6 separate regions of the Homo sapiens genome follow, and regions 2, 3, 4, 5 and 6 are each linked to region 1. Evidence: chromatin contacts called from ENCODE Hi-C or POLR2A ChIA-PET data. All regions are on one chromosome and are shown on one strand. The core of a region is the stretch at or near the end of the contact, and the rest is flanking DNA. Distances in the headings are between cores, read along the strand shown. Region 1 holds the start of ZNF507 (zinc finger protein 507). Region 2 holds the start of CEBPA (CCAAT enhancer binding protein alpha). Region 3 overlaps WDR88 (WD repeat domain 88). Region 4 holds the start of GPATCH1 (G-patch domain containing 1). Region 5 holds the start of RHPN2 (rhophilin Rho GTPase binding protein 2). Region 6 holds the start of FAAP24 (FA core complex associated protein 24).

The links. A loop is a pair of places that touch in the nucleus more often than their neighbours do. ChIA-PET counts read pairs that join two places held with the same protein, here RNA polymerase II (POLR2A). Pooled maps may share reads with other maps.
Region 2: a pooled map shows a loop between it and region 1 (4-fold over the local background). The contact joins the promoter of CEBPA here to the promoter of ZNF507 in region 1. A Hi-C loop is called at or near these places in 1 of 168 maps with a recorded cell type or tissue (gastrocnemius medialis) and 2 of 50 pooled maps. POLR2A ChIA-PET finds 5 or more read pairs at or near these places in 1 of 52 experiments (A549).
Region 3: a pooled map shows a loop between it and region 1 (2.2-fold over the local background). The contact joins the enhancer-like site here to the promoter of ZNF507 in region 1. A Hi-C loop is called at or near these places in 4 of 168 maps with a recorded cell type or tissue (CD8-positive, alpha-beta T cell, OCI-LY7 and naive thymus-derived CD4-positive, alpha-beta T cell), 5 of 37 single-sample maps with no recorded cell type and 16 of 50 pooled maps. POLR2A ChIA-PET finds 5 or more read pairs at or near these places in 2 of 52 experiments (AG04449 and CD4-positive, alpha-beta memory T cell).
Region 4: a loop to region 1 is called in a map of CD4-positive, alpha-beta T cell, with 3 times the contacts of the local background. The contact joins the promoter of GPATCH1 here to the promoter of ZNF507 in region 1. A Hi-C loop is called at or near these places in 2 of 168 maps with a recorded cell type or tissue (CD4-positive, alpha-beta T cell and cardiac septum) and 11 of 50 pooled maps.
Region 5: a loop to region 1 is called in a map of B cell, with 14 times the contacts of the local background. The contact joins the promoter of RHPN2 here to the promoter of ZNF507 in region 1. A Hi-C loop is called at or near these places in 2 of 168 maps with a recorded cell type or tissue (B cell and cardiac septum) and 1 of 50 pooled maps.
Region 6: a map of CD4-positive, alpha-beta T cell shows a loop between it and region 1 (6-fold over the local background). The contact joins the promoter of FAAP24 here to the promoter of ZNF507 in region 1. A Hi-C loop is called at or near these places in 2 of 168 maps with a recorded cell type or tissue (CD4-positive, alpha-beta T cell and CD8-positive, alpha-beta T cell), 8 of 37 single-sample maps with no recorded cell type and 20 of 50 pooled maps.

The regions. Positions count from the first base shown.
Region 1 is chr19:32,342,744-32,347,589 of GRCh38, reverse strand. It overlaps ZNF507 (zinc finger protein 507), which reads right to left and starts at 1,980. Exons shown (of 7, transcript NM_001136156.2): 1 at 1,807-1,980; 2 at 252-345. It overlaps LOC124904689 (a long non-coding RNA gene), which reads left to right. Exons shown (of 2, transcript XR_007067225.1): 2 at 1-105. RefSeq lists silencers at 1,807-1,996, 2,027-2,156.
Region 2 is chr19:33,299,620-33,304,465 of GRCh38, reverse strand. CEBPA (CCAAT enhancer binding protein alpha) reads left to right here and starts at 1,932. Exons shown (of 1, transcript NM_004364.5): 1 at 1,932-4,532. The coding sequence starts at 2,052. The coding sequence ends at 3,128. CEBPA-DT (CEBPA divergent transcript) reads right to left here and starts at 1,645. Exons shown (of 1, transcript NR_026887.2): 1 at 1-1,645. RefSeq lists silencers at 1,192-1,451, 1,532-2,101.
Region 3 is chr19:33,157,040-33,161,885 of GRCh38, reverse strand. It overlaps WDR88 (WD repeat domain 88), which reads right to left. Exons shown (of 11, transcript NM_173479.4): 8 at 1,390-1,472. It overlaps LOC124904691 (a long non-coding RNA gene), which reads left to right. Exons shown (of 2, transcript XR_007067228.1): 2 at 1,231-2,115. Among named protein-coding and RNA genes, the nearest start is that of TRT-AGT1-3, 18 kb to the left of the region's middle. RefSeq lists a cis regulatory region at 545 and enhancers at 461-630, 974-1,383. Within about 2 kb of position 1,250, at least 4 of the 41 ENCODE cell types and tissues checked have a DNase peak (open chromatin) inside an H3K27ac peak, as active enhancers do; they include CD8-positive, alpha-beta T cell, where a contact is called at or near this core.
Region 4 is chr19:33,079,058-33,083,903 of GRCh38, reverse strand. GPATCH1 (G-patch domain containing 1) reads right to left here and starts at 2,723. Exons shown (of 20, transcript NM_018025.3): 1 at 2,638-2,723. The coding sequence starts at 2,710. RefSeq lists a cis regulatory region at 307 and enhancers at 223-392, 363-863, 2,499-2,828.
Region 5 is chr19:33,061,314-33,066,159 of GRCh38, reverse strand. RHPN2 (rhophilin Rho GTPase binding protein 2) reads left to right here and starts at 1,272. Exons shown (of 15, transcript NM_033103.5): 1 at 1,272-1,376. The coding sequence starts at 1,308. RefSeq lists enhancers at 238-737, 1,950-2,578 and silencers at 885-1,384, 1,445-1,664.
Region 6 is chr19:32,969,324-32,974,169 of GRCh38, reverse strand. FAAP24 (FA core complex associated protein 24) reads right to left here and starts at 1,928. Exons shown (of 5, transcript NM_152266.5): 1 at 1,824-1,928; 2 at 868-986; 3 at 608-744; 4 at 1-110. The coding sequence starts at 973. CEP89 (centrosomal protein 89) reads left to right here and starts at 2,212. Exons shown (of 19, transcript NM_032816.5): 1 at 2,212-2,334. The coding sequence starts at 2,296. RefSeq lists enhancers at 1,755-1,804, 2,185-2,404 and a silencer at 1,945-2,074.

The DNA.
Region 1 (4,846 bases), core at 731-3,230:
TTAAGAACAGGAATCCAGGCCAATCTCACTCTAAAACCATGCTTTCTCTAATACACCAATTTTCATCTTAATTCTCAATGAGAATAAAAATGTACAAAATATCAATACTGAAAAGAGTAACAGCTCCTTACAGCTAGGCTCTATCAAACATGTTAGTGGTATCTGATCCTCATAACTCTTTAGGACAGGCTAGGTGGGTGTTATACAGTCTTATAAATAAGGAAACACTCAGTGTGGTTTAAGTGACTTACCCAAGGTTACATGGCTGTTAAGTGGCAGAGCCAGTGTCTTTCAAATCAATTCCTGAAATTAATACAGTCCCTTGGATCAATCTTCAAAATCCAGCTGTGGCCAAGAACGAAAGTATATAGTATCAAAACATTTCTCTTTCTTGGTGAAACAAAGTAATGATTTTTTTTTTGGCAGTGAAAAATTTCTCAATATTCCATGTAAAAAGAAATTCAGAGGAATGTTCATGCAACCCTATTACGTAATGCAAATTTAAATAATTTATCTAACAAGCCGACTTGAGGATTTTGCAGAAGTTAGGAAAAAATAGCTCTGGAAACTTCTCCCAATAATTGTGTATTTTGTTTTACCTCAGAATTTAGGTACTGGACTCAACACTATTGGTTTTACTGACAACATTTTCTAATGAGAATGGAACAATAAATTGCACATTGCTATTTTAATCTAAACTAAAAATACAATCTAACGAGTGATTCTGCAACCAAGCACAATAGGCAGAAAAACAGCATAAAAAGATATGACACAGTGGTGTGACCTATATATCTTCTAACGCAGTTTCCTACTCTGGTCCTACATTTCTTTGCCACTGTTTCTTATACTGGCTGGAATAAATCTAAAAGATAAAAAAATGCTTATTCGTTTCACCTAGAATGCAACTACCTTATCGATTACGGTTAAGTAAAATAGCTCACTGCCAGGGCAGAAAAAACATCTTTAGGGCTCCCCTGAAGTTAATTTTCAACGAGTTAGTGAGGTAAAGGAATGAAGGGCCAGGCTTTCTTTTAATCAATAATGCAACCCATACTCTGAGTGAGAGGGGAGTACTGGAGAAAGTGCAAACTCAAAGAGGTGATAAATCCAGTAATTGCCTGAGAAGAGCGATGCAGACTGATAGCAAATTACAGCCCACTGCAGAAACTTAAAAATACCGCCTTGGGGTTGGGAAAGTGGCCGCCACCTTATTAATCATCCCGGCCTTCTACACAAACCATTCATTCCGATGCCCCCAGGTCTTAAGAGGTGGGAACTTTCCCTGATGGTCTCCGTGATCTCTGGAGACATCATTCTATCTCCAGAGGATGGTAATAAATGCAGAAGACCAGGGCTGCGTTTCTGTAGTAGCTTTTTCTACACCACGCACTGGCTAAAGGACTGAGGTGATGGGTCGGGAATGAGGGAGCTTAGAAAATTAATCAAAAGATGCTGTGAGAACATCGTGGCTGGGTCCATCCCGGCTGGCCTAAGCGATCTCACATTTGCAGAAAGAAGCAACGCCTGGAGAAGGAAGCAACGCCTGCGGGCGGGCCGGGCTGGTGACAGTATGCAGGGAGCAGCAAGTTCCCCCCACCCCCAGCTGCAGGGCAAGCCCAGAGTCTCCGCAGGCCTTGCTGCACAGAAGACAGAACCGGGACACGGAACTTGGGGCTTGTGGCTAGCACCGGGCGGGGGTCGGCCGGCTGAGGAGGAAGCGAGCGCCGGCAGAGGCCTGAGGGGAGGATGCACATGGCCGGCGGCGGCGCTAACAGCGGGCGGAGGGGCGGCCCCGGGGCGCGGTACCTGCGGTCAGGCGGCGGCTGCTGCTTCCGCGAGCCTCGTTTGGCCAGCCAGGACCCGGCCGTGCCCTCGCCCTCGTCCTTGCCCACCTCTCTCCCGGCTCTTTTCCCTCTTTTCCCCCGGTTTCCCCCTCCTCATCCGGAGCTCCAAAATGGCGGCGCTGGGGACGGATCACGTGAGCCGCGGGTGGGTCAGGTGACCCGAATGGCGGGCAGCGGGGGCGGGGCGAGGCTCAGGCCCCGCCTACCGGCGTCCCGGGCCGCCGAGGCTGGACCCGCGAGAGGGAGGCTCCCCAGCCGGTTTAGCCCCTTGCAAACCCTGGCTCCCGGGCGGGGTTCGGGCCCAGTTGTCTGGCTCTCATGGCCCCTTCCAGACGTCTAGATTTAGAAGTCACCGTGTATTCACTTTGGCATCTCCCCACGTCGCCTAAATCCGCTGTGGGCTAGCCTTATCACCCCACTCACCCCGCAATTGGCTTTCAACAATGGGCATTGGGGTTTTTTTTTTTTTTTTCTTTAGCCTTGTGCTTCTGGATTTGTATTAGTTCCTTTGGTAGGACTGTACATTTCAAGGTGTTCTTGGCTAAAATATAGAGGTCCTAGCCAGATTCGCAGCTTGGCGTTAAGGGGTGCCTGTTAAGGGCCAGAGCTGGCCCTGGGGAATCTCTTTGCTTGAGAGATTCAGGATTTTCAGGGTTTGTAGGACCAGACCCAGTAACACAAGCTCAGCCCTCCGAGGGCACGATGGTGTTTGTCATTCGGATCTGTTCTATGAAAGATACTAGGGTGGTTCTCCTGCTAACAGTGAAAAACGGACTAAGTGAAGCATTCCAGCCAATTTCACCAAAAATGCTGGATAGTTTTGCCGTATTAGGAACTACGCAGCATGGTGCTTGGGTCTGGACTCCGGGTGAGCGGTGGGCATGAGCAAGGGTGTAAAACTGAAGATTCTGGCCATTGTAGTGGAATGGACTCATTTGGTGAGATACCTCTTGGGGATCTGTTCCAGATCTTTTTAGAGGCCTTTACAGCTGGCTGGGCTGTCCACGGTCCTGGGAGGAAGATCCAACAAAATTTAGAATCAGACAGGCTGATAATTCCTGTTACTGTATTTCAGAATTCAAATTCATCTGAATTTGGGGGTTAGGAAACCAGCAAAGTTAGAATTTTTATTTTTATTTTTATTTTATTTTTTTGAGTCAGAGTCTCACTCTCTCCCCAGGCTGGAGTGCAGGGGCGCAATCTCGGCTCACTGCAACCTCCACCTCCCAGGTTCAAGTGATTCTCCTGCCTCAGCCTCCCGAGTAGCTGGCACTACAGGGCGTGCCACCATGCCCAGCTAATTTTTTTGTATTTTTAGTAGAGACGGGGTTTCACCATGTTGGCCAGGATGGTCTCGATCTCTTGACATCATGATCCGCCCGCCTCAGCCTCCCAAAGTGCTGGGGTTACCGGCGTGAGCCACCGCGCCCGGCTGCAAAGTTAGAATTCTGCTATTCCACAGAATCCTTTGCCAATTAGACCAAATAGCTGTGAAAAAATAAAATGTTGAGTAATTTTTTTTTCGATAAAAGGTAAGAGATTGAGCAGGAGACTAGCATGGAAGGGTGGAAAGAAAAAACAGTGAAGAAAACCCAGAAATACGAAGTGTTGAAAGGGAGAACAAACAAGTAATATGAGAAATTCCTTGCCTTGGGCTATTGGCACAAACAATCCTAACTTATCATTATCTGAAGAGAGGCTTTTCGTTAGTCATGTCTTAAGTGTAATGTCCATGAATCTGAAAGTAGACAGACGAAATGACAGAATTATTTGATCAAGGGAGAGTGCAGAAACACAATAGAGAAAATATAATCTAGGGATAATAAAGAACTTTTAAAACAAGCGAACGAAAGTGTATCTTCGTTTGAAGTTCCTGTGGTGGTCATTACTGGTATTCACCAGCTAGTTCCCATTGTCCCTCTTCTGGCATAAGGTTAGTTTCCATTGACCCTGTGGCTCGGGGGTGTGGCCAGTACTGGTGTTGGCTAATGGATCGTGTGTGGGAGTGAGGGCATTCCCTTCATACTGGAGCATTTAATTGCCAGTGCAGTTCCCTCCAGAGTATGTTTCCCTTTGGCTTGATGACTGGCAGTGTTTCAGGTGGCGGCCATCCCGTCAGCCAGCATCTTAGAGGGACAATGATGAGCTGAGTCCCCAGCTGACCCATGGTGGTGGATATGTAGGGTGAGCAAGTCTCTGATGATTTTGGAGCTGATTTTTTGTTGTTGTTTTTTTGAGACAGAGTCTCACCCTGTCGCCACGGGTGGAGTACAATGGTGCGATTCCGGCACACTGCAACCTCCACCTGCTGGGTTCAAGCCATTCTCCTGCCTCAGCCTCCAGAGTAGCTGGGATTACAGGCACATATCACCACGCCCGGCTTGTTTTTGTATTTTTAGTAGATGGGGTTTCACCATGTCAGCCAGGCTGATCTCGAACTCCCGACCTCAGATGATCCACCCACCTTGGCCTCCCAAATTGCTGGGATTACGGGCATGAACCACCGCACCTGGCCTTTTTTTTCCTTCAATTTTAGATTAGGGAGGTCCATGTGCAGATTTGTTACATGGTATATTAGATGATGCTGAGGTATGGGCTTCCATTGATTCCCTCACCCAAATAGTGAACATTGTACCCTATAGGTAGTTTTTCAAACCTTGCCCCCCTCCCTGCCTCTCCCTTTTTGGGATCTGCAGTGTTCATTGTTCCCTTCTTTATGTCCATGTATACCCCATGTTTAGCTCTCACTTATAAGTGAGAACATGCAGTATTGGGCTTTCTGTTTCTGTGTTAATTTGCTTAGGATAATGACCTCTAGCTGCATCCATGTTGCTGCAAGGGACATGATTTTGTTCTTTTTTATGGCTGCATAGTATTCCTTGCTGTATATGTACCGCATTTTCTTTATGCAGTCTACCATTGATGGCACTTCAGTTGATTCCATGTCTTTGCAATTGTGAATAGTGCTTCAGTAAATATATGAGTGCAGGTGTCTTTTCGGT
Region 2 (4,846 bases), core at 683-3,182, 960 kb before region 1:
GCAGCTGTGCAAAAAAGGCCAGACATCGCCTTCCTCCCACAACTCCACAGGCCGGGAACCGTGCATGTACAGTGGCGTTTCTTTGTTCCTAGGTAGGAAAAGCCATTAGTTTTAGCACCGCAGAAAAAAACGCAAATCGCTCTTGGTGCTTTTTGATTTCCGTCCAGGTCTCCCTCCACAGGTGAATGCTATATGAATGGGTCCTGCATTTGGCTCAGCAAGCAGCTCTCCGGCTCACATCGGGATATTTATTTAACGTATCTGGTTTTTACTCCCTCCCGTCCAAAAGCGTCAAGCTAAAAATATCTTGTTTATGAGCTCTGGACCGAAAACGAAGCAGTTGGGCTATTAATCACTGGGACTATGTTGAATAGGAACTTGATTAAAGCGCAGTGTGCGTTGCCCAGATGAAACTGCTTCTTTACTGCGATCGTCGTGGAAGCTCGGGGCTCTCCAGCGGTGTTTTTAGCTGTGCCCCCTCCGGGGCTCCTGGGCGGGTCGTGGCGCCTTGCCAGGCCTAAGGCCACTGTCGGTGAAGGGGGTCTTCCCTCACCTGTAGGCAAGCGCGCCTCTAGCCGGGACGCAGGCGGCGTCAGGCCTCAGCGCCAGTGGCGAGGGGCGGCGCGGGCAAGGACAGGAGACACTTGAGGGCTCCCAAGACTCCATCTGGGCCCAGCTGACGGTCCGTAGCCGCCACCCCGGCCCCGGTAAAGAATGCGAGGGACGCACGTGGCTGGGGGTCTCGGTGGCAAGCTCCTTCCCCCGCCGCGGTGAGAGCATTAGCTGCCGCACTCAAGGGGCCCCAGGGCCTGGCCGCCTCGGTCCCTAGGATCCCGGGGACTACAGCGCCCGGCGAACCACTGGGCAGAGTTCTCCCTGTGCGTGCTCGGACCTGGCAGCCCGGCGGCCTGGACACCCTCGCTCCCGCCGTTGGCGCCCACCTGAATGGGGAGGCGGGGGAGGAAGCGGTGGCTTCGGGCCTCGAGGGCTGCGGCCCCCGCCTCGGAATCCCGGCCCCAGAGTTAAGTTTGTCTCCTCCCTCGGTGCGCCCCTCCCCGTGCTCGCCCCGGCGTCCAGCTCCGCTAGTCTGGGGGGCCCCGCGGTCCCGCAGGAAAAAAAATCGGCGACTCCACGCCGGGTAACAGCGCCGGCCCCGCGCGCCTAGCAAGCCGCGCGCTCCGACCTGGAGAAGTAATTATAAAGAAAGTTTTCCAGCCCGGGCGGATCGACCGGCCAGGTCCTCCAGGCTCCCGGGCCGAGGCCGCCTCCGCTCCCCGCGGGGTCCTAGCGCCCTGCGCGGCGCCGCCCATGGGACCCCGGCGTCCTCCGAGAGGTACCTCTGCGCGGAATCACAGGGGTAGCCTGGAGATCAGAGCTAGGAGACGCAGAGCCACCGCGCTCAGGACCTCTCCGCGCGTCCCAAACGGCCCCCCACCGGCCCCAGCCCCGCTGCTCTGCGCTGCAGCCTCCCCGGGACGCGGGTCCGGGACAGGCCTGGTTCTGGCTTTGAAAGAGAATCCGCGCCCCAGCAGCTCAAGACCAAGACTCGCCCTCCGCCCCCCACCCCTACCCCGTGCAGCCTCGGGATACTCCTGGGCTCCCGGCCGTGGCTGGATACGGGCGCCTAGGGCAGGCAGGAGGAGGGGGCCCCCGCTACCGACCACGTGGGCGCGGGGGCGACGGCCGGGCCGGGGGCGGAGCTTGGAGCGAGCGCCGCGGCTCTGCTGGGCGCGCTGGAGGCGGTGGGCGTTGCGCCGCGGCCTGCCTGGGGAGCGCGGCGCTGTGCCGCGCTGGTTCGCCGCCCCATGCCGGCCGCGCGCTAGGACCCAGCAGGCGCCGCGCCGCCGCAGCCCGGGGACAGAGGCCGCCTCGGACTCTAGGGGGCGACGCGGCCTGCCGGGTATAAAAGCTGGGCCGGCGCGGGCCGGGCCATTCGCGACCCGGAGGTGCGCGGGCGCGGGCGAGCAGGGTCTCCGGGTGGGCGGCGGCGACGCCCCGCGCAGGCTGGAGGCCGCCGAGGCTCGCCATGCCGGGAGAACTCTAACTCCCCCATGGAGTCGGCCGACTTCTACGAGGCGGAGCCGCGGCCCCCGATGAGCAGCCACCTGCAGAGCCCCCCGCACGCGCCCAGCAGCGCCGCCTTCGGCTTTCCCCGGGGCGCGGGCCCCGCGCAGCCTCCCGCCCCACCTGCCGCCCCGGAGCCGCTGGGCGGCATCTGCGAGCACGAGACGTCCATCGACATCAGCGCCTACATCGACCCGGCCGCCTTCAACGACGAGTTCCTGGCCGACCTGTTCCAGCACAGCCGGCAGCAGGAGAAGGCCAAGGCGGCCGTGGGCCCCACGGGCGGCGGCGGCGGCGGCGACTTTGACTACCCGGGCGCGCCCGCGGGCCCCGGCGGCGCCGTCATGCCCGGGGGAGCGCACGGGCCCCCGCCCGGCTACGGCTGCGCGGCCGCCGGCTACCTGGACGGCAGGCTGGAGCCCCTGTACGAGCGCGTCGGGGCGCCGGCGCTGCGGCCGCTGGTGATCAAGCAGGAGCCCCGCGAGGAGGATGAAGCCAAGCAGCTGGCGCTGGCCGGCCTCTTCCCTTACCAGCCGCCGCCGCCGCCGCCGCCCTCGCACCCGCACCCGCACCCGCCGCCCGCGCACCTGGCCGCCCCGCACCTGCAGTTCCAGATCGCGCACTGCGGCCAGACCACCATGCACCTGCAGCCCGGTCACCCCACGCCGCCGCCCACGCCCGTGCCCAGCCCGCACCCCGCGCCCGCGCTCGGTGCCGCCGGCCTGCCGGGCCCTGGCAGCGCGCTCAAGGGGCTGGGCGCCGCGCACCCCGACCTCCGCGCGAGTGGCGGCAGCGGCGCGGGCAAGGCCAAGAAGTCGGTGGACAAGAACAGCAACGAGTACCGGGTGCGGCGCGAGCGCAACAACATCGCGGTGCGCAAGAGCCGCGACAAGGCCAAGCAGCGCAACGTGGAGACGCAGCAGAAGGTGCTGGAGCTGACCAGTGACAATGACCGCCTGCGCAAGCGGGTGGAACAGCTGAGCCGCGAACTGGACACGCTGCGGGGCATCTTCCGCCAGCTGCCAGAGAGCTCCTTGGTCAAGGCCATGGGCAACTGCGCGTGAGGCGCGCGGCTGTGGGACCGCCCTGGGCCAGCCTCCGGCGGGGACCCAGGGAGTGGTTTGGGGTCGCCGGATCTCGAGGCTTGCCCGAGCCGTGCGAGCCAGGACTAGGAGATTCCGGTGCCTCCTGAAAGCCTGGCCTGCTCCGCGTGTCCCCTCCCTTCCTCTGCGCCGGACTTGGTGCGTCTAAGATGAGGGGGCCAGGCGGTGGCTTCTCCCTGCGAGGAGGGGAGAATTCTTGGGGCTGAGCTGGGAGCCCGGCAACTCTAGTATTTAGGATAACCTTGTGCCTTGGAAATGCAAACTCACCGCTCCAATGCCTACTGAGTAGGGGGAGCAAATCGTGCCTTGTCATTTTATTTGGAGGTTTCCTGCCTCCTTCCCGAGGCTACAGCAGACCCCCATGAGAGAAGGAGGGGAGCAGGCCCGTGGCAGGAGGAGGGCTCAGGGAGCTGAGATCCCGACAAGCCCGCCAGCCCCAGCCGCTCCTCCACGCCTGTCCTTAGAAAGGGGTGGAAACATAGGGACTTGGGGCTTGGAACCTAAGGTTGTTCCCCTAGTTCTACATGAAGGTGGAGGGTCTCTAGTTCCACGCCTCTCCCACCTCCCTCCGCACACACCCCACCCCAGCCTGCTATAGGCTGGGCTTCCCCTTGGGGCGGAACTCACTGCGATGGGGGTCACCAGGTGACCAGTGGGAGCCCCCACCCCGAGTCACACCAGAAAGCTAGGTCGTGGGTCAGCTCTGAGGATGTATACCCCTGGTGGGAGAGGGAGACCTAGAGATCTGGCTGTGGGGCGGGCATGGGGGGTGAAGGGCCACTGGGACCCTCAGCCTTGTTTGTACTGTATGCCTTCAGCATTGCCTAGGAACACGAAGCACGATCAGTCCATCCCAGAGGGACCGGAGTTATGACAAGCTTTCCAAATATTTTGCTTTATCAGCCGATATCAACACTTGTATCTGGCCTCTGTGCCCCAGCAGTGCCTTGTGCAATGTGAATGTGCGCGTCTCTGCTAAACCACCATTTTATTTGGTTTTTGTTTTGTTTTGGTTTTGCTCGGATACTTGCCAAAATGAGACTCTCCGTCGGCAGCTGGGGGAAGGGTCTGAGACTCCCTTTCCTTTTGGTTTTGGGATTACTTTTGATCCTGGGGGACCAATGAGGTGAGGGGGGTTCTCCTTTGCCCTCAGCTTTCCCCAGCCCCTCCGGCCTGGGCTGCCCACAAGGCTTGTCCCCCAGAGGCCCTGGCTCCTGGTCGGGAAGGGAGGTGGCCTCCCGCCAACGCATCACTGGGGCTGGGAGCAGGGAAGGACGGCTTGGTTCTCTTCTTTTGGGGAGAACGTAGAGTCTCACTCTAGATGTTTTATGTATTATATCTATAATATAAACATATCAAAGTCAATGTCGGTGTCTTTTTAAAACCAGAAAGAAGCTACTTCCAAGGTTGTCTGTGGGCCAGGTCACATTTGTAAATAATACAGCATTTTCCCTGGCGGCAATCCTGACTTTCATGAGCTCTCCATCCATCCTGAGCCCCTCTTACCCTAAGGGGGTGACTTACTTCCCCCAGGCAAGACAAATAAATAGCAGAGGACAAGGCTCCAAATGGAGTATGTCCAGAGCCTGAAGGCAGTCTCTTGGGGTCAGGGGAGGGGGCTGAAGGGGTTACTGGGCTGAGGCCTTGGCGAGGCTTCTTATCTGCCCCGGGGAGGAGGA
Region 3 (4,846 bases), core at 1-2,500, 820 kb before region 1:
TCTAGAGATTCTTATGCCTCAGCCTCCCAAGTAGCTGGGACTACAGGTGGGCATGACCACACCTGGCTAATTTTTGTATTTTTAGTAGAGATGGTGTTTCACTATGTTGGCCAGGCTGGTCTCGAACTCCTGACCTCCAATGATCCTCCAGCCTCAGCCTCCCAAAGTGCTGGGATTACAGGCATGAGCCACTGTGCCTAGATGACAGAGGGACTTTAAGCACAGAGAGGTTTAACATTCCATTTTAATCCGTTTATTTGCTGTGAGGAAACTCGCTTTGTCTCCCCAAGTCCTAGGAGAAGACAGCTCAGATAGACCAGCCCCAGGGACCTGAATATGGGCTGCTCAAGGACACATGTCTACTTTGTGTCCCTGGGAACAGAAAGACCAAGAATCAGGGATGCACGCATTCACAGCCAAAGGTGACAGTGAGATCGTGAAACCAGGGAGTATGCAGAAATCCTGGGGTGTGGGGCCCCTTGGGGGAACAGGGGCACAGCATGAGGCAATTGTGGGTTCTTGCTGTGTTGGATAACACATCCCCGTATCATAGAGCCACTCTGAGTTGGGGCTCCTCTCATCCTCTCACTTGTAGCCCAGAGCATTCAGTTGACATCCCCATTTTGGAACCCCAAGCTTTCTGTGCATGCCTCACTAGGGCATGCGTCTCTCTTCAAGGTAATTTCTGTTTTTTGTTTTGTTTTGTTTTGTTAGAGACAGAATCTCAGTCTATCGCCCAGGCTGGAGTGCAGTGGCACAATCTTGGCCCAGTGCAACCTCCGCCTCCCGGGTTCAAGCGATCCTCCCACCTCAGCCTCCCAAGTAGCTGGGACTACAGGTTTGCACCACCACACCCGGCTGATTTTTGTATTTTTAGTAGAGACGGGGGTTTCACCATGTTGGCCAGGCTGGTCTCAAACTCCTGACCTCAGGTGATCCGCCCACCTCAGCCTCCCAAAGTACTGGGATTACAGGAGTGAGCCACAGTGCCCAGGCCTGCACAGTAACTTCTGCTGTTCTTAGACACTCCCACCTCAGGGTTTTTGCATCAGCTGTTCCATCTGCCTGGACTGCCCTTCTTCTTCAAGATCCCCACTTATGTAGTCCTTTCTGTTCTCAGCTCAAACACCTCCTTCTCCAGGAAGCTCTGCCCATGCAATGTGGATGGGTCCCCCGCCTCTGTCCCCATCATGTCACCCTGTTGTGGTTTCTCCATTTCACTCCTCACAGTCGGTGGTGTGTTTGCTGGCTTCCTGTCTGTCCTTCATCAGCCCACAGAGGCATCAAGGCCTGTGTCACTCACAGCTGTGTCCCCAGCAACCAGCATTGAGCACAGGAAGGACTCGGGAGGGAAGTTCAGATCCTCAATCTCATGCTGGCCACATGTACCTTCAAAGAGAGCTTCCGGTAGCCTTCTGCTACATCCCAAATAGCCACAGTCCTATCAAACCCTCCAGAAATGAGAAAAGAGCCTGCAACAGAAAATGAAAGGGTGGAGATGGGGGTCAACTTTCCAAGCCAAGTGAGCCCAAAGCCAGCTGAAGATGCCTTGGCGAGGCACCACCTCATCTCACTCTGACAACACTGAAACCCCTTCCTGGAGTGGCTCCACGACCCCAAGCCAATTACAGCTGATTCTTATCATTTACAGTAGTCATGTTCTATGACAGGGGTCCCCAGTCCCTGGGCCACAGACTGGTACCAATCCATGGCCTGTTGGGAACCAGGCCACCCAGCAGACAGTGAGTGGTAGGCAAGCAAGCCAAAGCTTCATCTGTATTTACAGCCACTCCCCATCGCTCGTATTACCACCTGAGCTCGGCCTCCTGTCAGATCAGCTGCAGCATTCGATTCTCACGGGAGCATGAACCCTATTGTGAACTGCGGATGCGAGGGATTAGGTTGTGCACTCTTTATGAGAATCTAATGCCTGATGATCTGTCACTGTCTCCCATCACCCCCAGATGGGACCATCTAGTTGCAGGAAAACAAGCTCAGGGCTCCCACTGATTCTACATGATGCTGACTTGTATAATTATTTCACTATATATTACAATGTAATAATAATAAAAATAAAGGGCACAATAAATGTAATACACTTGGGTCATCCCGAAACCATCCTCCACAGCTCCCATTTGTGGAAAAGTTGTCTTCCATGAAACCTGTCCCTGGCGCCAGAAAGGTTGGGGGCCTCTGCAGTTTTTGCAGACACTGAATTAGTGAATACTGAACCATCGCTCCTAGGGGAAATACAGGGTCAGTTTCCTGCGAGCTCTGGTCACATTCTCATCAGTTGATCAGTACGTAACTTTGTTTTATGTGTGTTTCTGTTTAAAGACACCTTATTGCATATATACTGTTGATTTGTTTACATTGAACTCACAACCAACAGCTGTAACTCATGCCTGAATGGATGCATGCATTTTCCCCATCATAGCACTCTCGCGCTTAGGAACGGCAAACAGCACTTCGGCACTGTGGTTAGGGATCATTTTATTTGTTATTTATTTATTTATTTATTTATTTATTTATTTATTTATTTATTTATTTTTAGAGATAAGGTCTTGCTCTGTCACCCAGGCTAGAGTGCAGTGATGCAATCAGCTCACAGCAGCTTCAAACTCCTGGTCTCAAGCAATCCTCCCACTTCAGTTACCAAGTAGCTGGGACTACAAGCAGGTGCCAGCACACCTGGCTAAATTTTTTTTTTTTGTTTTGGTAGAGATGGGGTCTCACTATGTTGCCCAGGCTGATCTCAAACTCCTGGGTTCAAGCAATACTCCCGCCTCAGCACCCCCCCAGCACTGAAATTAAAGCTGTGAGCCACCACACACGGCCAAGGGAGCCATTTTACACAGCAAAATCACTAACAAAAAGCAAAAGAAAGCCCAGGTGTGGTGGCTCACGTCTGTAATCCCAGCACTTTGGGAGGCTGAGGCAGGCAGATCACATGAGGACAGGAGTTCAAGACCAGCCTGGACAACATGGCGAAACCCCATCTCTACCAAAAATACAAAAATTAGCCAGGCATGGTAGTGCGCACCTGTAATCCAAGCTACTTGGAAGGCTGAAGCAGGAGAATCGCTTGAACCCAGGAGGCAGAGGTTGCAGTGAGCCAAGATCGCGCAACTGCGCTCCAGCCTGGGCAACAGAGGGAGCAAAACAAACAAACAACAACAAAAAAAAATGGTGGCACTAAATAGACCACAAAAAGGACATTTTACCACGTGGGAGGTGAAACAAGAAGGCAGAGTGTTGCCTTGTCCAACCTCAGCTGGGAGGTGACTTAGATTTTTTGCTGCTCTTCACATCTGTGAGTGACCTTGAAAGTGCCATGAATGTTGACTTTAGGTTTACAAATAAATATCAGCAAGTAGGTGACTTCACAAATACAGAATCAGGAATAATAATGATTAACTGCATGTGATTCTTTTTTTTTTCTTTCTTTTTTTCTTTTTTTGAGACAGAGTCTCACTCCGTCACCCAGGCTAGAGTGTAGGAGCGCAGTGGCACAATTTTGGCTCAACTGCATGTGATTCTGAACCCCATAAAGCCAAGGACAGAAGCTGGCAGGGTGCCTCACAGTGGGACTTAGACAAGGGGTGCTGCTGAAGAGGGAAAGTTGCCCAGAAGCACCCTAGTGCTTCTCAAGCCAGGCCCCAGTGGCATGTGTGCCAGCTGAGGCCCCCAGACACACAGAGCAAGCCCCACTTCTCACCAGGATAGGGGAGCATATGTTTGGCTCCTGAGTGTCAAGAGCACCCACTTCCCTCCCTGGAGCTGGCTAGCCGCGGTGGCTTCCTGTCACTGCCCCCATTCACCTCTATGTCCCTTTATCTGGCAACAGCTCCCAATTTCCTGTGGGGAAACACTCCTTGCCTACTCTTAGTCCCTCTGCATCAGGGGGTTCTGACCCCAACCCTAGCTCTGCAGGTGGGCAAGTCACCCAGACCTGGCCAATCAGAGGCTTTCGTTGCCCCCTAAGTGATTCATTAAGAGATGGACATGTGTCCCAAGCTGAGCCAATGGGAGTCTTCCCTGGGACTTGTTCTGGCACCATCAGACAGAAGGTCTCTTTCTCCAGGACTGCCAGGGGCCAGAACTAGGCTGAGCTGGACCACTAAAGGTCCTCTTTACCTCTTTAATTTTATATATATATATATATATATATATATATATATATATATATATATATATACATACATACACACACACACATACATACATATATACATACACACACACATATATACACATACATATATATATACACATATATATACATATATACACATATATACATATATATACACATATATACATATATATATACACATATATATACATATATATATATATACACATATATATACATATATATATATATTGAGACAGAGTCTCGCTCTGTCACCCAGGCTGGAGTGCAGTGGTGCAATCTTGGCTCACTGCAGCCTCCGCCTCCCGGGTTCAAGCGATTCTCCTGCCTGAGGCTCCCGAATAGCTGGAATTACAGGCATCCACCACCACACCTGGCTAATTTTTGTATTTTTTAGTAGAGATGGGGTTTCACCATGTTGGCCAGGCTGATCTTGAACTCCTGACCTCAGGTGATCCGCCCACCTCAGCCTCCCAAAGTGCTGGGATTACAGGCATGAGCCATTGTGCCTGGCCTTTTTTTTTTTCTTTTTAGACACAGGGTCTCACTCTGTTGCCCAGGCTGGAGTGCAGTAGCACAATCATAGCTCACTGCAGCCTCAAACTCCTGGGCTCAAGTGATCCTCCCACCTCAGCCTCTTGAAGAGCTGAGACTACAGGTGTGCACCACCACACCCAGCTAATTTTTTAA
Region 4 (4,846 bases), core at 1,474-3,973, 740 kb before region 1:
TGGGAGGCAGAGGTTGTAGTGAGCCGAGATCGCACCATTGCATGCCAGCCTGGGTGACAAGAGCGAAACTCTCAAAAAAAAGTGCTTAGAAGACAATGAATCAATCCTCAAAAACTTGTATTACTGAGAAGTTAAAGAATGTTTTTAGTCCAGAAAAACAAAGTCTACAAATCCATGTCCTTTCCTTCCACTTCAAAAGCAAGGTTGGGGGCCACATGCAATGGCTCACGCCTGTAATTCCAACACTTTGGGAGGTGAAGGCAGATGGATTGCTTGACCTAAGGACTTCAAGACCAGCCTGGCCAATATGGCGAAACCCTGTCTCTACTAAAAATACAAAAATTAGCCAGGCGTAGTGGAATGTACCTATAATCCCAGCTACTTGAGAGGCTGAGGCAGGAGAATCGCTTGAACCTGGAAGGCGGAGGTTGCAGTGAGCCGAGATCGCGCCACTGCACTCCAGCCTGGACAACAGAGCGTGACTCTGTCACAGAAAAAAAAAAAAAACAAAAACATGGTTGGGGCCAGGCGTAGAGAGTCACGCCTATAATTCCAACACTTTAAGAAGCTGAGCTGGGAAGACTACTTGAGGCCAGGAGTTCAAGACCAGCCTGAGCAACATAGAAGGATCCCATCTCTATTTTTTTTTTTTTTTTTTTTGAGACAGAGTCTCGCTCTGTCGCCCAGGCTGGAGTGCAGTGGCGCCATCTTGGCTCACTGCAAGCTCTGCCTCCCAGTCTCACGCCATTCTCCCGCCTCAGCCTCCCGAGTAGCTGGGACTACATGAGCCCCCCCCCACCACGCCCAGCTAATTTTTTTTTGTATTTTTAGTAGAGACGGGGTTTCACCGTGTTAGCCAGGATGGTTAGGATCTTCTGAATTCGCGATCTGCCCGCCTCGGCCTCCCAAAGTGCTGGGATTACAGGCGTGAGCCACCACGCCCGGCCTCATCTCTATTTTTAAAATAAAAAATGTTGGGCACTGTGGCTCATGCATGCAATCCAGCACTTTGGGAAGCCAAGGTGAGAGCATCGCTTGAGGTCAGGAGTTTGAAACCAGCATGGTCAACACAGCAAGACCCTGTCTCTATAAAAAAAGAACTTGGGATAGTGAGTGTAGAACAGAGATGTCTTAAGAAAATGCAACAGCTGACTTCAAACACATAAAAAGCATTCGGAAGACTAGCCTTTCTCAGCCTTTTGTTTCGTTTGTTTGTTTGTTTGTTACAGACAGAGTCTCACTACAATGCCCAGGCTGGTCTCAAACTCCTGACCTCAAGCAATCCTCCCACCTCAGCCTCCCAGAGTGCTGGGATTACAGGTGTGAACCACTGTGCCTGGCCCCTTTCTCAACCTTTTGTAAGCCGAGGGTAGAAGAAGGGCCAGTATCCAGCAGAAGTTTCCACCAGAACTGTTTGTAGGAAATAAAGGGGGCATAAGTGGAGATATCCCAGAAGTACAATCAACCTGGCAGGATGTGGTCAGGGTGAAAAAAGGGAGGGGACCCCCACCAACAGGAGGTCTGCAAATAAATTGTGGCCCAATGATTCCACCATTCTTCCTCTGCCTTCCCTACAGGGCTAGCACAGCCAACAGCCCTTACTGGACACTCAATACATAACTTGCTGAACAAGTCAAGTCGTTAAGTGGAACAGACCAGAAACACAGGAGAGAACCTTGATTCATCTTGCCCCTCACCCCCACATTCCACCAGCAAGTATGGTCAGCTCTGCTTTCAAAATATATCTCCACCCAGACCACTACACACCACCACCACTGCTGTCCCATCCATGCCACCATCATCTCCTGACCTCTTTTTGCTAATCTCCCTGCTTCACTCTTACCCATCCCCAACCAGTGTATTCTCAACATCAAAGATAGAATAACATTAAAAATTGGCCGAGCACAGTGGCTCAAGCCTGTAATCCCTGCACTTTGGGAGGCAGAAGCGAGAGGATCACTTGAAGTCAGGAGTTCAAGACCAGCCTGGGAAACAGAGCAAAACCCTGTCTCTAAAAATCATATATATATCCCTCCCTGTGTAATTTCCCATGACCCTAACCCTAACCCTAATCCTGCACTTAGTACAAGATCCAAACTCTTTACCCTACCAAGTAAGATCCAGCCCCTGTCAGCCCCTCTGACATTCTTTTCTACCTGTCTCCCCCGCTGTCATCTGCTGCAACCATACCCGTCCTGCCTGCCCCTCAATTTCCTAAACTGGCTCCCACTTCAGGGCCTTTGCCACTTTATGTTCCTTCTGCCTGAAATGCTTTCCCTCCAGATTTGCTCATGGTTGTTTTCTTCCTCGGTTTCAAGTCTGAGCTCAAACGTCCTCTCTCGGGGAAGACACTGCCTGAGCACCCCCCGCTCTCACACTAGCTATTCCGTCATTTTCTTGTTTCTATCTCGCCGCCCCCTTGTTCGGCCACGCTTGTGTCTCCCGTCCCTGTAAACCTCTCTCTGTCGCTGCAGAAGGTGAGCACCCCGAGAGCGCGGCTAACGCCTCCCTCGTCGCCGTGTTCCCAGCGCTGGGAACGATCTAACAATGGTCCAGCACCGACTTGTGCTTTTGTGGCCCGAATCCTGGGCCCTTGGCCTGTTTTCCACAGGCTCCGCCGGCCCACGCGGCCCGCACCTTCTTCCAGAGGCTCCAGCCCGGTCCCATAGCTGACCAGATCTTCTTCGCTGTCACTGTCCCGCGCCGCCATCCTGCTCTTCCGGGCCCCGCCCCCTCGCTACGGCGGCCTTGGCAGGCCAAACGCCTTTCCTCTTTCTCCTCCGCGAACCCCGGTGATGCTGGAAGGCTGGGTCCGCGGGCGGGGGAAGGTGTCCTAGCGGCCCGAGCCTGCGCTCCGGATTCTCAGGCCCATCCTGTGGTAGGCCGTCCCAGGCAGGAGTTGCCTCGGAGGATTTGGCAGCCACGACATCCCATCCTAGCCCCGCGATGTGCGGGTGAGGAGGAGACTCCTGGCATAAGCTGGAAGCCACCCAACTGTTCCCTGCGAGGCGACACCGATGCCTGCCCAGCCCCCTACCCCCGTCCCTCGCGCCAGCCCCCTGCCTTGGCAGCAGTCACTGCCCAGCCCCGTCCACTCCCACCGCCCACCCAGCCACCTCCAGGGAAATGGCTGAGCTCCCAGATTTCATGCTCGCCCCGTGGGGCTTCGCTTTATTTTTATTATTATTATTTTTTACTTTTATTTTGGGTTCAGGGGTACATGTGCAAGTTTGTTATATAGGTAAATTGCATGTCGCAAGGGATTTGGGTTACAGATTATTTCCTCCCCAGGTAATAAGCATAGTACCCAATAGGTAGTTTTTCCGATCCTCACCCTCCTCGTACCTTCCACCCTCAAGTAGGTCCACCCTCAAGTAGGCCCTGGTGTTATTCCCTTTTTTTTTTTTTTTTTTTTTGAGACAGAGTCTCGCTCTGTCGCCCAGGCTGGAGTGCAGTGGCCGCGATCTCAGCTCACTGCAACCTCCGCCTCCCAGATTCAAGTGATTCTCCTGCCTCAGCCTCCTGATAGCTGGGATTATAAGCGTCCACCCCACCACGCCCTGCTAAATTTTTGTTTGTTTGGTTGGTTGGTTGTTGTGGTGGTTTTTTTTTTTTTTTTCTTGAGACAGAGTTTCACTCTTGTTGCCCAGGCTGGAGTGCAATGGCACGATCTCGGCTCACCTCAACCTCCGCCTCCCGGGTTCAAGCGATTCTCCTGCCTCAGCCTCCCTAGTAGGTGGGATTACAGGCATGCACCACTATGTCTGGCTAATTTTGTAATTTTTTTTTTAGTAGAGACGGGGTTTGTCCATGTTGGTCAGGCTGGTCTCGAACTCCCCACCTCAGGCGATCCATCCACCTTGGCCTCCCAAAGTGCTGGGATTACAGATGTGAGCCACCGCACCCGGCCATTTTTTTTTTTTTTTTTTTTTTTTTTTGTATTTTTAGTAGAGACTGGGTTTCACCATGTTGGCCAGGCTGGTCTTGAACTCCTGACCTCAAGTGATCCACCCGCCTCGGCCTCCCAAAATGCTGGTATTACAGGCGTGAGCCACTGCGCCTGGCACCTGTCATTCCCTTCTTTATGTCCATGTGTGCTCAATGTTTAGCTCCCACTTATACGTGAGAACATGCAGTATTTGGTTTTCTGTTCCTGCATTAGTTTGTTTAGGATAATGGCCTCCAGCTGCATCTATGTTGCTGCAAAGGACATGGTCTTGTTGTTTCTTTTTTTTTTTTTTTTTGAGACGGAGTTCGCTCTGTCCCCCAGGCACGCCATTCTCTTGCCTCAGCCTCCCGAGTAGCTGGCACTACAGGCGCCTGCCACCACACCCAGCTAATTTTTTGTATTTTTAGTAGAGGCGGGGTTTCACCGTGTTAACCAGGATGGTCTCGATCTCCTGACCTCGTGATCCGCCCATCTTAGCCTCCCAAAGTGCTGGGATTACAGGCATGAGCCACCACGCCTGGCCAGTCTTGTTCTTTTTTTATGGCTGTGTAGTGTTCCATGGTGTATGTGGACCATATTTTCTTTATCCAGTCCACCATTTGTGGGCATGTAGGTTGGTTCCATGTCTCTGCTATTGTGAGTAGTGCCTCAATGAATATATGCATGCATTTGTCTTTATGGTAGAACAACTTATATTCCTTTGGGTATATACCCAGTAATGGGATTGCTGGGTCTAATGGTAGTTCTGTTTTAAGTTCTTCAGGAAATCTCCCAACTGCTTTCCAGTTGTAATTGTAATTTAATTGTAATTTTCTTTTTTTTTTTTTTTTTTAGTTTATTTTCTTTGTCTAGACAGAGTCTCACTCTGTTGCCCAAGCTGGAGTGCAATGGTGCGAT
Region 5 (4,846 bases), core at 23-2,522, 720 kb before region 1:
CAGCCTGGGCGACAGAGCGAGACGAGTGAGGATCACTTAAGGTCGGGAGTTCGAGGCCAGCCTTGATATCATGGTGAGACCCCGCATCTATTTAAAAACAAAACAAAACAAAACAAAACAAAAGCTGTAATCCCAGCACTTTGGGAGGCAGGCCGAGGTGGGCAGATCACAAGGTCAGGAGTTCAAGACAAGCCTAGCCAACAAGGTGAAACTGTCTCTACTGAAGATTAGCTGGGTGTGGTGGTGGACGCCTGTAGTCTCAGCTACTCGGGAGGCTGAGGCAGGAGAATCGCTTGAACCCGGGAGGCGGAAGTTGCAGTGAGCCGAGATCGCGCCATTGCACTCCAGCCTGGGCGACAGGGCGAGACTCCGTCTCAAATAAAAAAATAAAAAAAATAAATAAAAAGGCCGGGCGCGTTGGCCCGCGCCTGCAGCCCCTGCTACTTGGGAGGCTGAGGCTGGAGCATCGCTTGATCCTGGGAGGTCGAGGCTGCAAAGAGTCGAGATCGCAACACTGCTCTCCAGCCTGGGCGACAGAGCGAGGTCCCATCTCTTAAAAAAAAGAACTGTGCTCAAGGACATCTGCCGTGTCTGGGGCGCAAAACCCCTCCTGGTCCCCTCTCTCAGGGCAGTCCGCGAGCCCAGCGGATCCCACTCGTCTTTGCAGCGCGGACAGGGAATCGGCTGAGTTGATCCCATGCCAACAAGCCCGAGTAGTCCGGGCAAGGCGCTCGGCGGGGCAGTCAACGCTCCCTCCGCCATGGGCTCCCCTCTTGGGAAAAGCTTTTCCAAACCGCCGGGCCCAGGGCCCAGAGCTCCCGCCGCGCCCTCGACGTGGCGTCGAGTCTGGCCCCTTCCCCCGCGGCGCACGGGCTTCACCCAGGAGGGACGCGCCTGGATCCACGCCTTCCTCACTGACTCCCCGGGCTCCAGGGCAGGGTGCAGGTCCACAGCCAGGGCTTCGCTGCGGCCCCTGAGACCCCAGTGCCTTTCCTGCGCTCTCGCGGCACTCGCAAAGTTGAGTCAGCCACGACGCCCACAGACAACCCCGAGGCGCCGCGCCCAGGGCGCAGCTCTCCGGGTGACGAGCGCCTCAAGGGGCGCGGGTTCGGGGCCCGCGACGGGGCGGGGCGCGTCTCCAGGGCTCCAGTGCTCGGCCTCAGGCGGGGCTAGAAGGGCCGCGGGACGGGGTGGGAGTGGAGGGGCGGGGAAGGGCGGGGACAGGGGCGGGGCCGCACGTCCTCTCGGGCCAGCCTCAGCCGCCGCGCCTCAGTCCGCCGTCCGCCCTCCGCGCCCGCGCCGCTAGCATGACCGACGCGCTGTTGCCCGCGGCCCCCCAGCCGCTGGAGAAGGAGAACGACGGCTACTTTCGGAAGGTGGGCGGCTTCGGGCGGGCGGGCGGGGACCTGCGGGCTCCAGACCTCCTTTCCCCCGGGCCCTGCAGGGGCCGTGGGAGCGCGCAGTCGGGGTCCACTAGGCCGGGAGGGGGAGGGGGCGCACTGGGCCGGCGCTGGCCGGACGGAGGCTGGCGGGGAGGAGTGGGGGCGGCGATGTCCCCGGCGTCCCGGGCAGGTGGCATCCGGGACTGGGCGGGGAGTAGGGGAGGCGCATGTGGCCGCTCCGCGCAGGTGCGGGCGGAGGACCTGGAGGGGTGCTTGGGTCTCCCCCCTCCCACCCCCCGCCACCCCTCGCTTGCGATCCCTGGTGCCTGGGGAAAGGACCCGTTCCTGGCTGCGCTGGCGCCCTTGGCCTCTGGGCGCGTTGCAAGAGCGCTTGGTGGGAGCGCGGGTGGAGACAGACCATCCCAGGCGTGTTGGCGGTCTCATATTTATTTTAGGCGCTCTGTCGCCCAGGCTGGAGTAGAGTGGCGCGATTATAGCTCACTGCAGCCTCGACTTCCTGGCCTCCAGCGATCCTCCCGCCCCAGCCTCCCGAGTAACTGGGACTGCAGGCGCGCCACCTCGCCACGCTAATTTTTTGTAGAACTGGGGTATCGCTGTGTTGCCCAGACTGGTCGCGAACTCTTGGGCTCAAGGGATCCTCCCGCCCCGGTCTCTCAAAGTGCTGGGATTACAGGCGTGAGCCACTGCGCCCGGCCGGCGGTCTCTTTTTGCCTCCAAAATGCTTCCAAAGTCCGCCTGTGGGACTTTTCAGGGAGCAGGGGAGAGCTGCTGGTGGGAGGGAGCCTCCGGCGTTGCACCCTCCTCCGCTCCGGGTCGTCCAGGAGGGCGTGAGCACCGCAGGTGAGGCCCACGGTCTTGTGCGTCTCACTGTGTGCCAAAGCGGATTTGTCTTGTTGTCCGGGAGACTTGGCGGGGGCTGGCGGCGGGCGGCGGGCGGCGGGCGGCGGGTGGCGGGTGCCGGCCTCGCAGGTTCTTGGCATGTCCAGGAGCTCTTGGGCCCAGAAGATAACAGTCAGGGAGCTCAGTCCCTCAAAAGCGACCCCAGCCTGTGGAGCAGGGGCCCTGGGATACCCGCAGGCGGCAGGGCCTGGGCTACAAAGATGCTTTGGAGCCGGGAGTCATGGTGATGCCTTCCAAGCCTTCCTCCCTCTAGGTCCTGAGCAAGTCTAAAAATAGCTTTTGGCCCTTGGCCAGGGATCACTGAGAGGGTGGAGAGATTGTTGTTGATTTTCGTTTTTATAATAGATACGACAGTGCATAATTATAAATAGGGAAGTGAAACTTTCCCATAAACGAATCAATTCTTAATTGTTCAAAGCCTTAGGATCCAGTTCTTAAATGGTCTTGGCATCTTCCTCCTTCTCCCAGGTGACACAGAGAGACTGTGGGCTTTGCTCACTGGTGAGGAGCCCTGGGCAGGACAGTGTGGGGCAGAGTGGGAAAACTTCTTTTTTGTGAAGTTGCTTTTAGCATTAAAAAAAAAAAAAGTAGTTTTGAGGTATATTTAAGTTTAAAGATGTCATCATGGAATTACAGGATTATAACTTCTAATTATGTGTGGCGTTTGGGACAGAGGATCACAGGCCATGGAATTGCAGGAGGAGGCCTGGCCTGGGAATTCCTATGTCTGTCCTCGGGCCCCGGGGCCTGACTGCCACTCCCACAAAATTGCTGTGTGGCCTCCCGCAAGTTGCTGCCTCTTTCTGGGACATTTCCTCCCCAGATTGTTCTCTGAGCAGGTGTAGCTCTGGAACTCCAGCAGCACCTGGGGGAAAATGGCAGCAAGAGAAGCACACCTGTGAGGGGTGGTCCCAAGCCTCCCAGAACACATTTTCCTGTGGGAGCCCTCCGTGTCTGTGAGCCCAGGGGAGGACTTCTTGCTCCGCACTGGGAAAGAGTGGATGGCAAGAGAGCTAGGAAAGGTGCACAGTTGGGTGTTTTTCATTTATTAATTATTATTATTATTATTATTATTATTATTATTATTATGAAACAGAGTCTCACTCTGTCGCTCAGGCTGGAGTGCAGTGGTGTGATTTCGGCTCACTGCAACCTCTGCCTCCGGGGTTCAAGCAGTTCTGCCTCAGCCTCCGAAGTAGCTGGGATTACAGGCGCCTGCCACCACACCTGGCTAATTTTTTGTATTTTTAGTAGAAACGGGGTTTCACCGTGTTGCCCAGGCTAGTCTTGAACTCCTGACCTTAAGTGATCCACCTGCCATGGCCTTCCAAAGTGCTGGGATTACAGGTGTAAGCCACTGCGCCCGGCTACAGGTGTTTTTTTTTTTTTCCCCCTGAGATGGAGTCTCGCTCTGTCACCCAGGCTGGAGTGCAGTGGCGCGATCTCGGCTCACTGCAACCTCCATCTACCAGTTTCAAGTGATTCTCCCGCCTCAGCCTTCCCAGTAGCTGAGACTACAGGCGCATATCAACCACGCCTGGCTAACTTTTGTATTTTTAGTAGAGGCAAGGTTTTGCCATGTTGGCCAGGCTGGTCTTGAACTCCTGACCTCAGGTGATCCACCCACCTCGGCCTCCTAAAGTGGGGTGTTTTTTAGATGCAGTTTCTCTGGTGTTGGATGAGAGAATCAGGGGTGCAAAATAAGAGGAATCATTGTTTTACAATTAAAATCATCAATTTTGAAAATGAGACCTTGTAACAATTGTTGTGCTACTCCATGTTAAGTCATACCAGTTCGAAGAGTCTATTTATCCTAGGAAAATAAAAGGTGTTGATGCTGAATCTTTCCTGATCTATGACCTGAGCCAGTTTGACCTAAAGCAAATGAGGGTCGGGTGTGGTGGCTCATACCTGTAATCCCAGTAGTTTGGGAGGCCGAGGCAGGCGGATCTCTTGAAGCCAGGAGTTCCAGACCAGCCTGGGCAACATAGCAAGACCTTGGCTCTATAAAAAATTTTAAAAATAAAAATGAAAACAAAACAAAACCAAATGGCCGAATGAAAGGCAGGTGCTGACCAGGCGTGGTGGCTCACACCCGTAATCCCAGTATTTTGAGATGCTGAGGCAGGTGGATCACTTGAGATCAGGAGTTCGAGACCAGCCTGGCCTACATGGTGAAACCCTGTCTCTACTAAAAATATAAAAATTAGCCGGGTGTAGCGGCAGGCGCCTGTAATCCCAGCTACTTGGGAGACTGAGGCAGGAGACTCGCTTGAACCCAGGAGGCGGAGGTTGCAGTGAGCTGAGATTGTGCCACTGCACTCCAGCCTGGGCAACAGAGTGAGACTCCGTACCCCTGCAACCCAAAAAAAAAAAAAAATCCCAGCACTTTGGGAGGCTGAGTCTAGTGGATCACGAGGTCAGGAGATCGAGACCTTCCTGGCTAACACAGTGAAACCCCGTCTCTACTAAAAATACAAAAAATTAGCCGGGCGTGGTGGCGGGTGCCTGTAGTCCCAGCTACTCGGGAGGCTGAGGCAGGA
Region 6 (4,846 bases), core at 679-3,178, 630 kb before region 1:
GGAAGCAGCACCATTCCAAGGTCCAGCACAGTAAACTTCTGTAGGGCTGGGAAGTATTGTTCACTCATCCGGGTTTTTTCAACGACTACAATTCCTTTAAGATTATTGGACTTGAAAGGAAAAAAGACAGTAAGTCATTTTGCAACCAAATTGCTTTTCAGGTTAAGAATGCTATCACTTCGTGCCTGACCTGGCCAATGATTTTAAATAAATGATACCAAGGGATGGAGGGAAGGGTGGGGTGAGACAAATCAATGTTCGAGTTTCTTTAATCCAATGCTTACATTTCTTTTTTGTTTTTGTTTTTTGTTTTTTGAGTTGGAATCTCACTCTGTCGCCCAGGCTGGAGTGCAGTGGCGTGATCTCGGCTCACTACAGCCTCTGCCTCCCAGGCTCAAGCAATTCTCCCGTCTCAGCCTCCCTAGTAGCTGGGATTACAGGCGTGCGCCACCATACTCAGCTAATTTTTGTATTTTTAGCAGAGACAGGGTTTCACCATGTTGGCCAGGCTGGTCTCCAACTACTGACCTCAGGTGATCCACCCGCCTTGGCCTCCCAAAGTGCTGGGATTACTGGCGTGAGCCACAGCACCCAGCCTAATACTTACATTTCTAACCCGAACAAGCCTCTTTCTGTAGCCATTTCCTGCCACCAAATCAGCTTCGGTGACATAAAGAATGCAGCATCTGTTCGACAGATAAAAGTCTGGTGTCAAGCCATCCTCGAAAATGAGCTTAATTTTCCCTTAAAATACAGAGAAGAAAATGAGTTCCATAAGCTTTGGATGAAAAGATGGCAATAATAGGCAGATTTTTTTTTTTTAATATGTCAGGGGAGGAAAGGGCTGGCAGAGGGCAGGCCACCGACCTTGCATCTCCTGCGCCAGCTGTGACCCGCGCCATTTCTCATTGGCCACAATATGCCCCAAAGGCACGTGCACGGGGCCCGTATCATCAGGGGGGTTCTTTTCCATGGATGGTCTCCACCTAAGGAGGGAAAAGCCAGGCGGCACTTGAGCAGGCTCTCCTGCACACGGCCCTGCATTCCACTCCAAGCCAGGGCCTCTGGGGCAGGATCCCCTCTGCAAACTGAATTATTTGTCAAAGAACTGTCAAATAAGATTCCCTTTATAATTACTAATAAGAAAACACAGGCTGGGCGCGGTGGCTCACACCTGTAATCCCAGCACTTTGGGAGGCCGAGCGAGGCGGGTGGATCACAAGGTCAGGAGTTCAAGACCAGCCTGGCCAAGATAGTGAAACCGCGTCTCTACTAAAAATACAAAAAAATTAGCCGGGCTTGGTGGTGGGCACCTGTAATCCCAGCCACTTGGGAGGCTGAGGCAGAGAATTGCTTGAATCCGGAAGGCGGAGGTTGCAGTGAGCCGAGATCGCGCCACTGCACTCCAGCCTGGGCGACAGAGCAAGACTCGTCTCAAAAAAAAAAAAAAAAAAGAAAAGAAAAAGAAAACACAAAGGCCTGAATGAAGGCCAGGGTGGCTGGAGACGGGATGTGTGGTGGTGGAGGTGGTAATGGCATTGGATTCCAATAAGGCCAGAGGCACGATCAGATTTAAGTTTTAAAAGAATCCTGGGCTGGGCATGGTAGCTCACGTCTGTAATCCCAACATTGGGCAAGGCTGAGGCGTGAGGATCGCTTGTGCCCAGGAGTTCGAGACCAGCCTGAGCAATACAGCGAGATCCCGTTTGCCAATTATTTGTGGCGAAATAAATTCTCTAAGAACCAGGAGATTCCTGTCCTGGTGTCCGCGTCCTTCATTTTCATCACGTGCCTAGCCCCTGATACCCCAGCTGGATCCGCACCGTAGCTTCTCAGTCCAGTCCAAGGCCCGAATACAGCCGGCAGGAACCCCACCGTCCCAGTCTAGAGATCATGTTACTGGTGGCCGCGCCACCTTCCGGGTTCACGCCCTCGGTGCTCGCCCAGTCCTTCATCCAGCCCGCCCTCCGCCTCCCGCAGCGCCGGATAGGCTGTGGCGTCAGAAATGGACGTCTAACCTGACCAATAAGAGAACGGATAAGGGCGGACGTTTCCGCCCTGGCGGGGATTTGAACGGTACCCACTGGTTGCCAAGAACGACCGGTGTGGAAGTAACCTTAGCTCTGATTGGTCGAGGGCCGAGCTGAGCCAATGGCCGACGTGGTTGCTGCAAAGTCCATTGCGAAGAGAAAGCGTGAGGGCTGGGCCTGCGGCGGGCTTTAGGGAGTGGTCCCTGGCTGTGGATAGATCTGCTGATGAGTCCAGGCCCCGGTCCATTCTCCTCGCGCTGCAAGGATGCTCCTGGGATTTCGGAGAGGCCGCAGGAGTCATTTCGTAAGTAGATGCTCGCCCGCCGCGCGTGGGGCTCTGTGGGGCCGGGAATTAGGGGTAAAGTGTTGGGGCGGGTTGGGGTTTGGCCTGAGATCCAGTCAAGGGGGCGGCACAAGAGAAAGTGGTTTTCAGTTGAGGAAGCCTTGATTTTTCGTGTTCTAAACTTTTTTTTTTTTTTTTAAGAAACAGGGTCTCGCTCTGTCGCCCAGGCTAGAGTGCAGTGGTGCGATCATAGCTCACTGCATCCTCGAACTCCTGGGCTCAAGCGATCTTCCCACCCCAGCCTCCCGAGGAGCTGAGACTACAGGCGCGCGCCACTACTCCCGGCTAATTGTTCAATATTTTTGTGGAAACAGGGATCTTGCTATGTTCCTATGGTGGTCTTGAGCTCCTTAGCCTCCTAAAGTGTTGGTATCACAGGCGTGAGCCACTGTGCCCGGCGTTAACAATCTTCTGCCCCAGGGTCGGCCACAGTTGGACAGGAGCACCCTGCCTCCCCTGTAGCATTCGTCCCCGTGCCCGGAGTTAACTCCTGGACGACGTACACCTGCTGCACTGCTGGATATAGCCATTCTTCATTTTTCCCTCCTCCACCCACCATGTACACCCCATCAGCAAGTCCCATCCGATATACCCACTACATACATCTGCCAGCTGTTCCCATCTCCACCCACACCCCGGCCTCCAGCATCTGTCTGGACTGCTGCGGCAGATCCTCACTGGTTTCTCTGCTTCCACTCTCGCCCTTCCCCTAGGTCCATTCTCCACGTAGCAGCCAAGGGGATTCTTATATTTATTTATTATTTAATTTAGTTTTAGAGACAGGGTCTTGTCCTGATGCCCAGGCTGGAGTACAGTGGCATGATCATAGCTCACTGTGGCTTCAACCTCTTGGGTTCAAGTGATCCTCCTGCCTCAGGCTCCTGAGTAGCTGGGACTACAGGTGTGCACCACCACACCTAGGTATTTTTTATTTATTTTATTTTTTGCCTCACACTCTGCCAAGTCTCAATGCCTGGCTAATTTTAAAAATTATTTTGTAGAGGCCACGTGAGGTGGCTCTCACCTGTAATCCAGCACTTTGGGAGGCTGAGGCAGGCGGATCATTTGAGGTCAGGAGTTCAAGATTAGCCTGGCCAACATGGTGAAAACCCATCTCTACTAAAAATACAAAAATTAGCGGGCGTGGTGGTGGGCACCTGTAATCCCAGCTACACGGGAGGTTGAGGTGGGATAATCGCTTAAACCCGAGAGGCAGAGGTTGCAGTGAGCCAAGATTGTGCCACTGCACTCCAGCCTGGGCGACAAAGCTAGACTCTGCCTCAAAAAAACATAATTTTTTTTTTTTGGTAGAGATGGGGTCTGGGTATGCTGCCCAGGCTGGTCTTAAACCTTGGCTCAAGCAATCCTCTCACCTTGGCCTCCAGAGTGTTGGGATTACAGGTGTGAGCCACTGCATCTGGCTTGAGTTTTTATTTAAAGCCCCAAACATTAATGAGTCCCTGCTGTGTGCTGATACCCACAACTGACAGCTTATGGCCACACGGTCTGTAGGATAGACAAGCCCATAAATAATTCTGTACACAATGGTAAAACAAGAACTGCTGTTGATGTGTGTACCAGAAGGGCAGTGACGTCAGCCTGGAGAGTTGGCCTGGGCCTGGCAGGGAGTAAGGAAAGAATTCTGGGTGCAGAAGACAGCAAATACCAAGGCCTAAAAAAGAATGAATTATTTGCTGTTTGGGAAATGGAAGCCCACGCTGAGTGCTGAAGCACAGGGACTCTGCGCAGGAAGAGGAGGGGAAGCAAGAAATGAATTTGGGTCCTTGTGATGGCAGTGGCTGCTGCCATCACGCTGTGTGGCTAGGGCTGCACACTTCATGGAGCCGGTGGAAGCCCCGTCCCTCATGAGTTGGGACTGGAGCCGCAAACCGCTGCTGCAGACCCAGGCCTTCTGCTCTATGGAGCAGGCAGGAGCCCCACCCTCTTGGGCAGGGCTACAGCCACCCAAACTGCAGCTGTGGATCCGAGCCTCTCTGCTCCTGGGGGAGCCGGGAACAGGCAGAATTTGCCCTTCCAGATGCAGCTGCAGCCGCGCAGGCAGGAGCCAGGGACAAGTGGGAGCCCTGCCTCTTCCAAGTTGGCGGGGTGGGAGCTCCCAGGTGCAGCTGTGGCTGCCCCCCCAGGCACAGGACGAGGGCATCTCTGTAGCCTGCACCATCGGCCATCCCAGGAAGGACAGCCCCCTTCACCCTCCATCCCTGCAGGCTCAGGGGTGTCTGCTTCCACTGCCTGGCCTCTCTCCACTCCAGCAACTGCTCTGATCTTGGAGGGGAGTCGGAGCCAAGACCTGCAGCCATGAATGGCAGCAGGAGGAAGGGGGTGGGGTCCCCAGTAAGGCCCCACCCTCAGGCCAGGGAGGGCCTGAATTCTGGGGGCTGGGCTGCCAGTCCCTCTGACCAGAGTGGAAACTCGTGGAGCCTTTTCTGGGCCTGCCAATGGCCCAATCAGCACA